Linked DNA regions of Homo sapiens: region 2 is linked to region 1. Evidence: chromatin contacts called from ENCODE Hi-C or POLR2A ChIA-PET data. All regions are on one chromosome and are shown on one strand. The core of a region is the stretch at or near the end of the contact, and the rest is flanking DNA. Distances in the headings are between cores, read along the strand shown. Region 1 holds the start of CYB5A (cytochrome b5 type A). Region 2 holds the start of ZNF236-DT (ZNF236 divergent transcript).

Evidence for each region. A loop is a pair of places that touch in the nucleus more often than their neighbours do. ChIA-PET counts read pairs that join two places held with the same protein, here RNA polymerase II (POLR2A). Pooled maps may share reads with other maps.
Region 2: a map of B cell shows a loop between it and region 1 (22-fold over the local background). The contact joins the promoter of ZNF236-DT here to the promoter of CYB5A in region 1. A Hi-C loop is called at or near these places in 4 of 168 maps with a recorded cell type or tissue (B cell, CD4-positive, alpha-beta T cell and naive thymus-derived CD4-positive, alpha-beta T cell), 1 of 37 single-sample maps with no recorded cell type and 10 of 50 pooled maps. POLR2A ChIA-PET finds 5 or more read pairs at or near these places in 1 of 52 experiments (GM10248).

What each region holds. Positions count from the first base shown.
Region 1 is chr18:74,289,373-74,294,291 of GRCh38, reverse strand. It overlaps CYB5A (cytochrome b5 type A), which reads left to right and starts at 2,329. Exons shown (of 5, transcript NM_148923.4): 1 at 2,329-2,545. The coding sequence starts at 2,417. RefSeq lists enhancers at 1,241-1,410, 1,770-1,829, 2,119-2,288, 2,368-2,537, 3,143-3,750.
Region 2 is chr18:76,819,773-76,825,012 of GRCh38, reverse strand. It overlaps ZNF236-DT (ZNF236 divergent transcript), which reads left to right and starts at 2,718. Exons shown (of 3, transcript NR_040024.1): 1 at 2,718-2,997. ZNF236 (zinc finger protein 236) reads right to left here and starts at 2,456. Exons shown (of 31, transcript NM_001306089.2): 1 at 2,351-2,456. The coding sequence starts at 2,405. RefSeq lists silencers at 1,825-2,564, 2,685-2,874, 4,572-4,651 and enhancers at 2,945-3,054, 3,095-3,174.

The sequences.
Region 1 (4,919 bases), core at 1,080-3,579:
GCCTTTAGCTCCAGCCACCTCTTTAAGAGGAAATTGTTGGGCAGGTGGGGTAGGGCTAGTCAAGGAACAAAACCATAAGCCGGACTAGGTGTGAGGAGGGGAAGTGATAGAAGGATTATAGAGTGGGGGAACAGAGGCTGCGGAAGAATTGGGACCTGGCTCAGCCCGGCGAGCAGGGGAGAGGTCAGATGGCTCCACAGAAAAGGAGGATTCAAAGTACTCAGAGCTTGGGGTGGAGACCGAAGGAACACACAGGAGAGAAAGAAGAAAGATTTGGGATGAGTCGCATTGGGAGCAGAGACTAGGGCGGGACTGATGTGTAGAAGAATGCCTGGATGTCAGGAACCTCAGACCATTTGCCCATTTTACGACAAGAATTATCTAGATCTTGTAGGGTGGAGAAATTGAAAGTGCCATTTTCTGGCTATTTGGAACCACTGTCAAGTTTGTATTGGGGTCAGGTGGTATTGCAGAAGAAAATAAGGTGTTTAGGTTTTAGGTCAGGCGAGAGTTGAAGAGGTTTTAAGTTCTTGAGAACACAGGCTAAGGGAGAAGAAGGAGGAATGGAGGGTGGAAGGTTGCCCATAGTGAAGGAGGCAAGCCCAGAGAAAAGAGAGGGCAGAGACACAGGGGGGGTCGGTACTTGACACCAAGGTGAAGGATCAAGGCAGGTGTCCCTGTGGTGATCAGACACCTCTGAAATGTGGGTGAATAATCAGGCAGGCATCCCTGCAGTGATTAAACACCAAGGGAAGACTGTCTTCTCGAGTCCGTGACCAGTGCCGGAGTTTTGGGTTCACGGATAAAACACATCTCCTCTGTCTCTATCAGAAAAGGAAAGGAACTGAAATTAAGGGAAGGGATAGATTGAAGGGTGGTGCCAAAATTGAAAGGAGAAAGAGGTTGAGAGATAGTGAGAGAGGTTGGAGAAGAGAGTAAAAAGAAGCTGCTTACCCAATTTAAAATTGGTGAGATGTTCCTGGAGCTGGTTGGTCTGAGGACCCGAGGTTGTAGGTGGATCTTTCTCACAGAGCAAAGAGCAGGAGGACAGGTGACTGTCTTATCAGTTAAGGCAGGAACCGGCCATTTTCACTTCTTTTGTGATTCTTCAGTTGCTTCAGCATTTTCACTTCTTTTGTGATTCTTCAGTTGCTTCAGGCCATCTGGATGTATATGTGCAGGCTTGGGCTCAGAGGCCTGACATGCGTGTGTTTTGTGTTTTTCTGGATAGGCATGCATTCCTATGGAGGAGGTAAGCAGGGGGAAGGGAGCTCACATTCATCAGACACCTAGTATGTGTAGGAACCTTCTGCATCCCTGGAAGGATGGATGACCCCACATGTGAAACCTCTCGTGTGGTTCTTTTTGGAATTAACTACCATTGCTGAAAAGGGCCTACATAAAATATCAAATTTTAACATGCTGGAATTTTTCTTTATTTTTTTTCTCCTTCAAACATTTGTAGCTCTTTATATGTGGTATTTCCTCTGTGTCAGAAGGGAAAGAGGGTGCCCTTTGGGGAAGTTCTCTTCCAGACTCCTAGAAGAGAATCTGATTTACCTTAAATGCACAAACAAGGCCTTGCCATGTCACTGGCCAACCGCAGACAAACTACTTCAGTCACAGAAATAATTTGGACACTTTTGCTTTTTAAGGAAAAGATGATTTCCCTGGATTTTTTTCCTGTGAGGACGAGGCATTCCAAAACCCCAGCGGGGTCAGGCACAGTTCGCCAACTTTATGTTTTGGGGGGCAGCGCATTTGCTTCCCGAAGTGAGTTGCGAAACCGTTTTCTAGCGCGCACGGGGCTTTCATCTCTTCCGTGCATGCGAACGGCTTTCCGAGATGCCCCCTTTATGGGCTTGGCCATCGCTACTTTTGTTACAAATTAACGTCTGGGACTCGGACTGCTGCCAATAGGAAACTCCCGCGATTCGCTGCCTAGTTCGCCGCCCTCACAAGACTGGACTCTGCACAGGCCATCCATGCCCGCTGGTGCACCTCGCTCTCTCGCACGCTTAACCCGCGGGGACGCCCCCGACCTCCCACCTCAGCCCTCGCCACAGTTAGTCCCGCCCTTCCGCGCAGACTCCGTGGAGTCCTGTCACGCTCTCCGCGCGCTGCGGCAGCCGGGAGATTGTGAAGGGCACCTCCGGCAGCCAATTAACACCCGCATACTGGGCGGGACCACGCTTGGGCAGGCGGAGGGGGTCGACCGAAGGCGGGGACTTTTGAGTGACAAGGATGATGGCCAACCGTCGGAGGCCCTTCTACTGCGCCCCGCCCCTGAGCCGGCCGCCCAGCCCCCAGTGGGGTTCCCGGCGCGGGGAATGTCCCGGGTGGAGCTGGCTGAGTCGCGCGCTCTGCTCCACCCGACGGGGCTGTGTGTGCTGGGCCTGGCTCGCGGCGAACCGAGATGGCAGAGCAGTCGGACGAGGCCGTGAAGTACTACACCCTAGAGGAGATTCAGAAGCACAACCACAGCAAGAGCACCTGGCTGATCCTGCACCACAAGGTGTACGATTTGACCAAATTTCTGGAAGAGGTGAGTTGGGGATGAGCGGCTTGGGGCGCAGGGAGCGTGGGCCGGGTTTGGGGGTTCACTGGCATGACCTGTCTTTCGCGGCCCGGAGTCCGCATACCTACGCCTAGGCGCGCCCCCCGAGTTCGCTCACCTGCGCGTGTACGCCTGGGCGCGCTTCCGAGTCCGCACACCTGCGCGTGCAAGCCTGGGCGCCCCCCACCGCCCCAAGTCCGCACACCTGCGCGCTCACACCTGGGAGCGCTCCCCGAGTCCGCACACCTGCTAGTGTACACCTGGGCGCTCTCCTCGAGTCCGCACACCTGCGCGTGCACACCTGGGGAGCGCTCCCTGAGTCCGCACACCTGCGCGTGTACACCTGGGAGCGCTCCCCGAATCCGTACACCTGCGCGTGCACACCTGGGAGCGCCCTGCGCGGCGGCATCCTCGCTAGGTGGTGCTGGAGCAGCCTTCCGGGGATAGCGCGCAGCCATGCGGGGGATTTAAATGATCCCTTTCTCCCTTGAGTTTGAATAGAAGGGTGTCCTTCCAGGACCGGCGGCATTCCCGCAGTGGCCGGCTGGAGACCACCCACCCCGAGAGCTGCGGATCCCGCCGGAGGGGACCCCAAGTGCGGAGGTCGGGTGTGGTCCGGGCCTGCGCTTCCCGCGGCAGCCACTGGCCGACCTTGCGGTCCACACCCACTCGCGTTCGCGTTCACCTGGAAGAGGCTCGGTGTTAATTAACCTTTTCCAGTCACGCCTTGGCAGCCAGGTGCCGTGCTTGACTCCTGAGACCGCGGTGTGTGGCTGGAGCAAGAACACAGAGGCCAGGCAGAGCAGCGGACGTTCTGCGTGGGACTCGCCCCTAACAGCTTTGGAAGGTGTAATAGGAAACGTTGGTTAACTTGAAGACATTCCTTTGATAAGATTCTTTGCATTCGGTTATAATTTTTGCCGCACACGCTAAGGGGCGCTTTTGGTGATTGTCTTAGATCCTCTGGAAGTGTTTTACTACTTTTGGGGGAGTCTCAATCATAAATCTTAACGCATGCTCACGCCCCCTCCCAATAATGAGAAGGTTTAGTGATGGGAATTTTTTACATAGTCGGGGAGCAGGGGACAAAAATAGATGCCTGGTCTGAGCTGGATCACAGTTTATATCAGAGGACTTTGTTTTTGCAGAAAATGTTAAAATCAAAAGGCCTGTTTTAAAAAATGAGGCTGGGCCAAGCACGGTGGCTCACACATGTAATCCCAGCACTTTGGGAGGCTGAGGCGGGTGGATCACTTGAGTCTAGGAGTTCGAGACCAGCTTGACCAACATGGCGAAACCCCATCTCTAACCAAAATACCAAAATTAGCCAGGCCTGGCGGGGCACGCCTGTAGTCCCAGCTACTCGGGAGGCTGAGACAGGAGAATCCCTTAAACCTGGGAGGCAGAGGTTGCAGTGAGCCGAAATCGCACCACTTTGCTCCAGCCTGGGGGACAGAGTGAGACTCTGTCTCTAAATAAATAAATAAAATTAAATAATAAGGCTGGAGTTGATGTTTATTGGTAAGGTATTTCACTCTGGAGCAGTGCCCGAAGATAAAGTCATGTTACCATTTAGTAAGGAGGGGTTTATGTTGGGAAATCAGAGCTGACCTGTCCTCTCCCTCCTGCCCGGCTGCAGATCTTGTCATATAACATCAATTCTCATTAACTCTAAATGTGGAATTTTAAGATACAGTGTGTGCTTTGTCTATTTGTGCTTATAGAAGAAGTAGCATAAGAGAATATTAGGATATTTTATATTATGAAGCATTTTCTTCTTTTCTTGTCTTCTCCTAAAGCGAGTTTTTTCAACCCTGGCACTGTTGACATTTTGGGCCAGCCGATCTTTGTTGTGGCGTCTGTCCTGGGCATTGTAGGATATTGAGCCACCTCCCTGAGTTCTACCCACTAGATGACCGGTACCACCACCTCCCCTATTTTTTTTTTTTTTTTTTTTTGAGACAGAGTTTTGCTCTTGTGGCCCAGGCTGGAGTGCAATGGTGTGATCTCGACTCACTGCAACCTCTGCCTCCTGGGTTCAACCAATTCTCCTGCCTCAGCCTCCCAAGTAGCTGGGATTACAGGCGCACACCATCACGCCCAGCTAATTTTTGTATTTTTAATAGAGACAGGGTTTCAACATGTTGGCCAAGTTGGTCTCGAACTGCTGATCTCAGGTGATCCACCCACCTTAGCCTCCCAAAGTGCTGGGATTACAGGCGTGAGCCACTGCTCCCAGCCCTACCTCCCCTATTTATAGCAACCCAAAATGTCTCCAGATATTGCCAGAGGTCCCCTAGGGCACATAATCTCTCCAACTTGAGAATTACTAAGGTTACTGTGCATGACTTTAGGGGTAGAT
Region 2 (5,240 bases), core at 1,469-3,968, 2.5 Mb before region 1:
GGGATGAGGAAGCCAATGCACGCTTTTAATCAGGGTGTAGCCATCTGATTTACATTTAACAAGTTCATCCACGCTGACAAGTGACAGATTTATTTACAGGAGCCCAGGACTAGCAGGGCCCAGGAAGGGGGCTCCTGCAGCTCTCCAGCCCGGAGAGGGAGGCTGGGTCAGAGGGTATCTCTGGAGATGGAAAGAGGAGGGCCCACTGGAAATACATTCCCGAGGTAGAAGCTGCAACACTAAATTAGGAAGTGTGTTGGGGGATAAAAGAAATAGAATAATTCTTGAGGCCTGAGGGTGAAACACCAGGTGGACAGGGATACCATCGGTGAGATGGGGATACTGGGGGAATGGGTGCCCCGCCTGTGGCCGTGGAAATTTTACATTCTTTCTCTATCCTAAGCCTTCTTCCAAGTAACTGAGACACTGCACCTTACATTATTTTTGGCAGATGGCATACTAACAAAACAATTAAACTAACGAAATAAGGTCAAGGCCAAAACTCAAAAGCGGGAGAGGCAACAAAGACTTCCTTAAAGGCCAGACACCATCAACCATTAATCAAAATTCTGAGCACTGCTGTTATCCAACTACAAATCTGCATACCTGGGTCATGGTGCAGCCAACATCTCTCCAGCAGCCCACAAAGGCCCATGAGGTGTGCGAAAGCTCGCTGAAACGCCTGTTGGTCACCAACGTTTCCGTAATGTGCACGTGTGTTAACTCTACCAAGTGCAATCACGACAAGAATTCCTGGTTTGGTGTGGCCTATGAATAAGTTTACATTGATTCCTACCCATTACCTCTTTCTTCCTAAACACAAAATTAACACAATCCTTTGTAGTTTCCAGGCCCGACCTTTCTCTGGGGCACCTGTGTTGTTTGGTCACAAGCTCTTTAATGAGCCTCAGTTTACTCATCCCCAAGAAAAGGGGAACACTTGAGTCACTAAGCTAAACAGTTAAATAAAAATCAACGGCAGTCAAGGTATAACCCACCGACTCCCATAGGGAGTCCTAGGCGCCCACTCCCCCTTAGAACCCCCTTCAAAACCCTTTCCAAACGCGGAGCGCCGCTCCAGTTGCACGGGTGACCAGGACCAGGGACCAGGCCTGCAGGGGGAGACTCGCGTCCAAGGCCGCACGGGAACCACGGCGCCCGCGAGAAAAAGCGCGGCGCCCCCTACCCCACTGCCCTCGACCTGGGAACCGCGGCACCGGCGAGTGCGCCCCGATCCCCCTGCGCAGGAAAGTCCGTTCCTCAAGCTCCGGGCTGGGGCTTTGGAAGGCAAGTCAATTCCTGACTGCTGGAAGGGCCAGGGTCTGGGGGTGCCCGGTTGTGTGTCTGCCTGCTCTTAAATTCTGGGCCTTTCTCCTTCCTTGGAAAACAAAATCTGAGTTATTTCATGACTTTAGCAAAGTACCATGGAGAATAAATTACTGGGGAAAACACTTCCTGACGCCTACTGTGTGCACGATCTAGCGCTCCCCACATAACACTGATGCCTACTGTATGCACGACCCACAGCGCTCTCCAGAAGCTCCAGGTTCAAGCTACCCGGATCACAATGGTGCCTACTGTTTGCACGACCCACAGCGCTCTCCAGATGCCCAGGGTTCCAGCCCCCCGGATCACAATGGCGCCTACTGTATGCACTACCCACAGCGTCTGCAGAGGCTCAGGGTTCAAGTTCCCGGATCACAATGGCGCCTACTGTATGCACGCCCCACAGCGCGCCCCAGATAACACTGGAGCACACTGTGTGCACGACCCTGCGCTTCCCGGACAACGCTGGCGCCTACTGTGTGCACGACCCCGCGCTCCACGGCCTCCCTGTGGGCCGAGCCCAACGTCCCCGGGGCAGCCGGCGCCGCGCAGGGTCGGGCGGGGGCGCCGTCCGGGAGGAGCCCGGGGCGCGGTATCCGCAGGCCCGGGCTCTGGCCAGGCCGCCTCCCCAGCGCGCCCCGCGGCCCTCCGGCCCCGGGACGGAACACGGGGCGGCCACTTTCCCTCAAGTTCAGCGCGGGCCGCGGCAGGGCCAGCGGGGGCAGGGCGCGCGCAGGAGGCGGCCGCCTGCTCCCTCACCCGCCTCCCGCCTCCCGCCTCAGCCGCCGCCCGGCCCAGGAAAGTAGGCCCAGCGCGCGGAGGGGCCGGGCGGCGACTCGCCCGTATCATTCCGCCCGCGCTGCGGCCCGCCCGGCCAGTCGGCGGCGGCGGCGGCCCGGGTCTGCGCGGCCCCCGCCCCCGCCCCGCCGCTCCCGGCGCCCCCCGCGCCGCATCCGGGGACTGGCAGGGCGCGGGCCCCGCACCGGCCGCCGGCGGGGCGCGAGGGCGCGGCCGCGGGCCTTACCGGAGTCGCCGCGCGCCTTGCTCTCCCTGGGCTTCGGGGGGCGGCCCCGCGGCATCGTCGGCGGCCCGGCTCGCACCCACACCCACTCACACTCACACTCACACTCACACGCGGCGGCGGGGGCGCGCACGCGCGGGCACCGGGGCGGGGGCGCGCCCAGCCGGCGCTAGAGGCGGGCGGAGCTGCCCGGCGGCGGGCGGCCCGGTCCGAGCGCCGCCGGGCTCACGGGGGAAAGGCGCCTGAACGCGCGCACCGGAGCGCTCGAACCGCGCCGGCCTTGGCAGGTTCCATGGCCCGCGGGCCGCGGTGGGGGCGTTGGGCGCGGGCGCGGGCGCGGTGGGGGCGGGGGCGGCGGCGGGGCGCATGCGCGGCGCCGCGGGGCCTTAGCGGACGGAGGGGAGCGCGGGGGTCACCGGGCCGGGCCGGCAGCCCTAGAGCTCGGCCTGGCGGGGACCCTGGGCCAGCCCCGCGCCTCCGTGGCCCGGGCGTCTCGTGCGTGTCCGCGAACTCGCGTGCGCGCGTCACCTCGGACCGCAGCATGGCTCGGAGGGCGGCCCTACTCGCGCCGCCCTAGTGCTGCGAAGGGCCTCGGAGCCCAAACCCGGAACCGCCATCTGGGACTGGGAAGACGACATGGCCAGAAGCCGGTAATGTTCCTTTCCCTGGGGGCAGTGCATTAAAATGGACCATTTCACGTGTGCTGGTCTTGTGTGTTGTTGCCTGCGCTAACTTACACGAAGTGGCAACAGGAACAGGCAGCGCAGCACCCGAGCGCCGGGTGGAGAGGCCGGCCGAGCCCGGGGAAAGCGACCTTACTCTGTCACCTGGGCTGGAGTGCAGTGGCGCAAATTAAAGTGTGCAGTTTGATACATCTTGACACATGTATACACTGTGAAACCATCATCACAATCAACAGTGAAGATGTTCCTCCCGTCTCTCTGTAACCCTTTCCTCTCTCCCTCCTTCCCTCCTCCCCCTCCCACCCATCTGCTTTTTGTCACTATAGTTTGAATTTCCTGGAGTTTTTAAATATCTTTTTATACAGACTGGGTCTCGCTTGCTCTGTCACCCAGGCGGGAGTGCAGTGACACGATCGGGACCCACTGTAGCCTCAAACTCCTGCCCTTAAGCAATCCAACTGCTTCAGCCTCCCGAGTAGCTGAGACTGCAGGTGAGGACCGCCATGTCTAGCTTTTTGTTTTTTTTTAAACATATGGGGTCTCTCTGTGTTGCCCAGCCTGCTCTGGAACTCCTAGCTTCAATTGACCCTCTGCCTCAGCCTCCCAAAGTGTTGGGATTGCAGATGTGAGCCACTGTGCCCAACCTGTTTTTCTTGGTGTTTTATATAAATGGAATTGTATCGCACGTAATCTTTAGGGAAGTGGGGGCTGTTCATTGAGCATAATTATGTTGGAATTCATCTATATATTGATAAATATTTTAAGTGCTTTTTATTGCTGAGCGGTGTCTAGGAGTCATTCTTGCTTACCCTTTCCCACTGCAGCCTTCACTCAATCTCATCAAAGATCTAGCTCCAATATATAAACCAAATCCAAGCCATTCCCACGTATATTACCCCTGAGCCATGCTCTCTCACCTAGATTACAGATACAGCCTAGTACCTGGTCATCCTCCAATCAGTTTTGTCTACAGCCATGCGAGTCTTCTCTCTATGCCTTAAATAAGACAAATGTATTCCAGCTCTTTTGAATATTTCCAATTGTGAAATGTTCCTCTTTATTTCTAATAATGCTTGCTATTGTCAACTTTGCCTCATATGTAAATAACACCACCAGCTTTCTTTCCTGTGTGTACCTTTAGAGTTAAGTGAGTTTAAGAAGTGTGTGTGTGGCCGGGCGCGGTGGCTCACGCCTGTAATGCCAGCACTTTGAGAGGCCGAGGCGGGCGGATTACGAGGTCAGGAGATTGAGACCATCCTGGCTAACACGGTGAAACCCCATCCCTACTAAAAATACAAAAAAAAAAAAAAAAAAAACTTGGCCGGGCGTGGTGGCGGGCGTCTGTATTCCCAGCTACTCGGGAGGCTGAGGCAGGAGAATGGCGTGAACCCGGGAGGCGGAGCTTGCAGTGAGCCGAGATCCCGCCACTGCACTCCAGCCTGGGCGACAGAGCGAGACTCCGTCTCAAAAAAAGAAGTGTGTGTGTATGATGTTTGTTTGTTTGTTTGTTTTTAAGACAGGGTCAGGCTCTGTTGCCCCGGCTGGAATGCGGTGACGCTGTCTCTGCCTACTGCACTCTCTGCCTCCCCGGCTCAAGTGATCCTCCCACCTCAGCACCCCAAGTAGCTGGGACTGTAGGTGCTCACCACTATGCCTAGCTAATTTTTTGTGGACATGGGGTTTCACCATTTTGCCCAGGCTAGTGTCAATCTCCTGAGTTTACCTGGCTTCCCAAAGTGCTGAGATTACAGGCATGAGCCACCGGACCTGGCCAAGTATTTTTTTTTAAATCCAATTTGATAATCTTTATCTTGAATGAGAGTGGTGGCTCCCAAATTTGCTGCACTTTAGAATGATCTGGAAAGCTTTTAAAAGTCCCAATGCCCTGTTCATACCTCACATCCATAAATCTGACAGGAATGGGAACCATGCATTGGTGTTTCGTTATTGTTGTTTTTTAAGATCTGCAGGTAATTTGACGATGTACAGCAAAATTTAAGAGCTAGATCATTTGGTACATTTATGCAAAGTACTGATATTTTTACATGTAAAGATGTCTTTTCACACTTTCCATTTGACTCATATGTTTTATGTTCTTTACGCCTTTCTTGCTTTCTTTTGGATTACTGATGTTTAAAAATTATCAGTAATTTTTAAATTAAATTAAATGGTGAAACCCCATCTCTACAAAAAATTAGCTGGGCATAGTG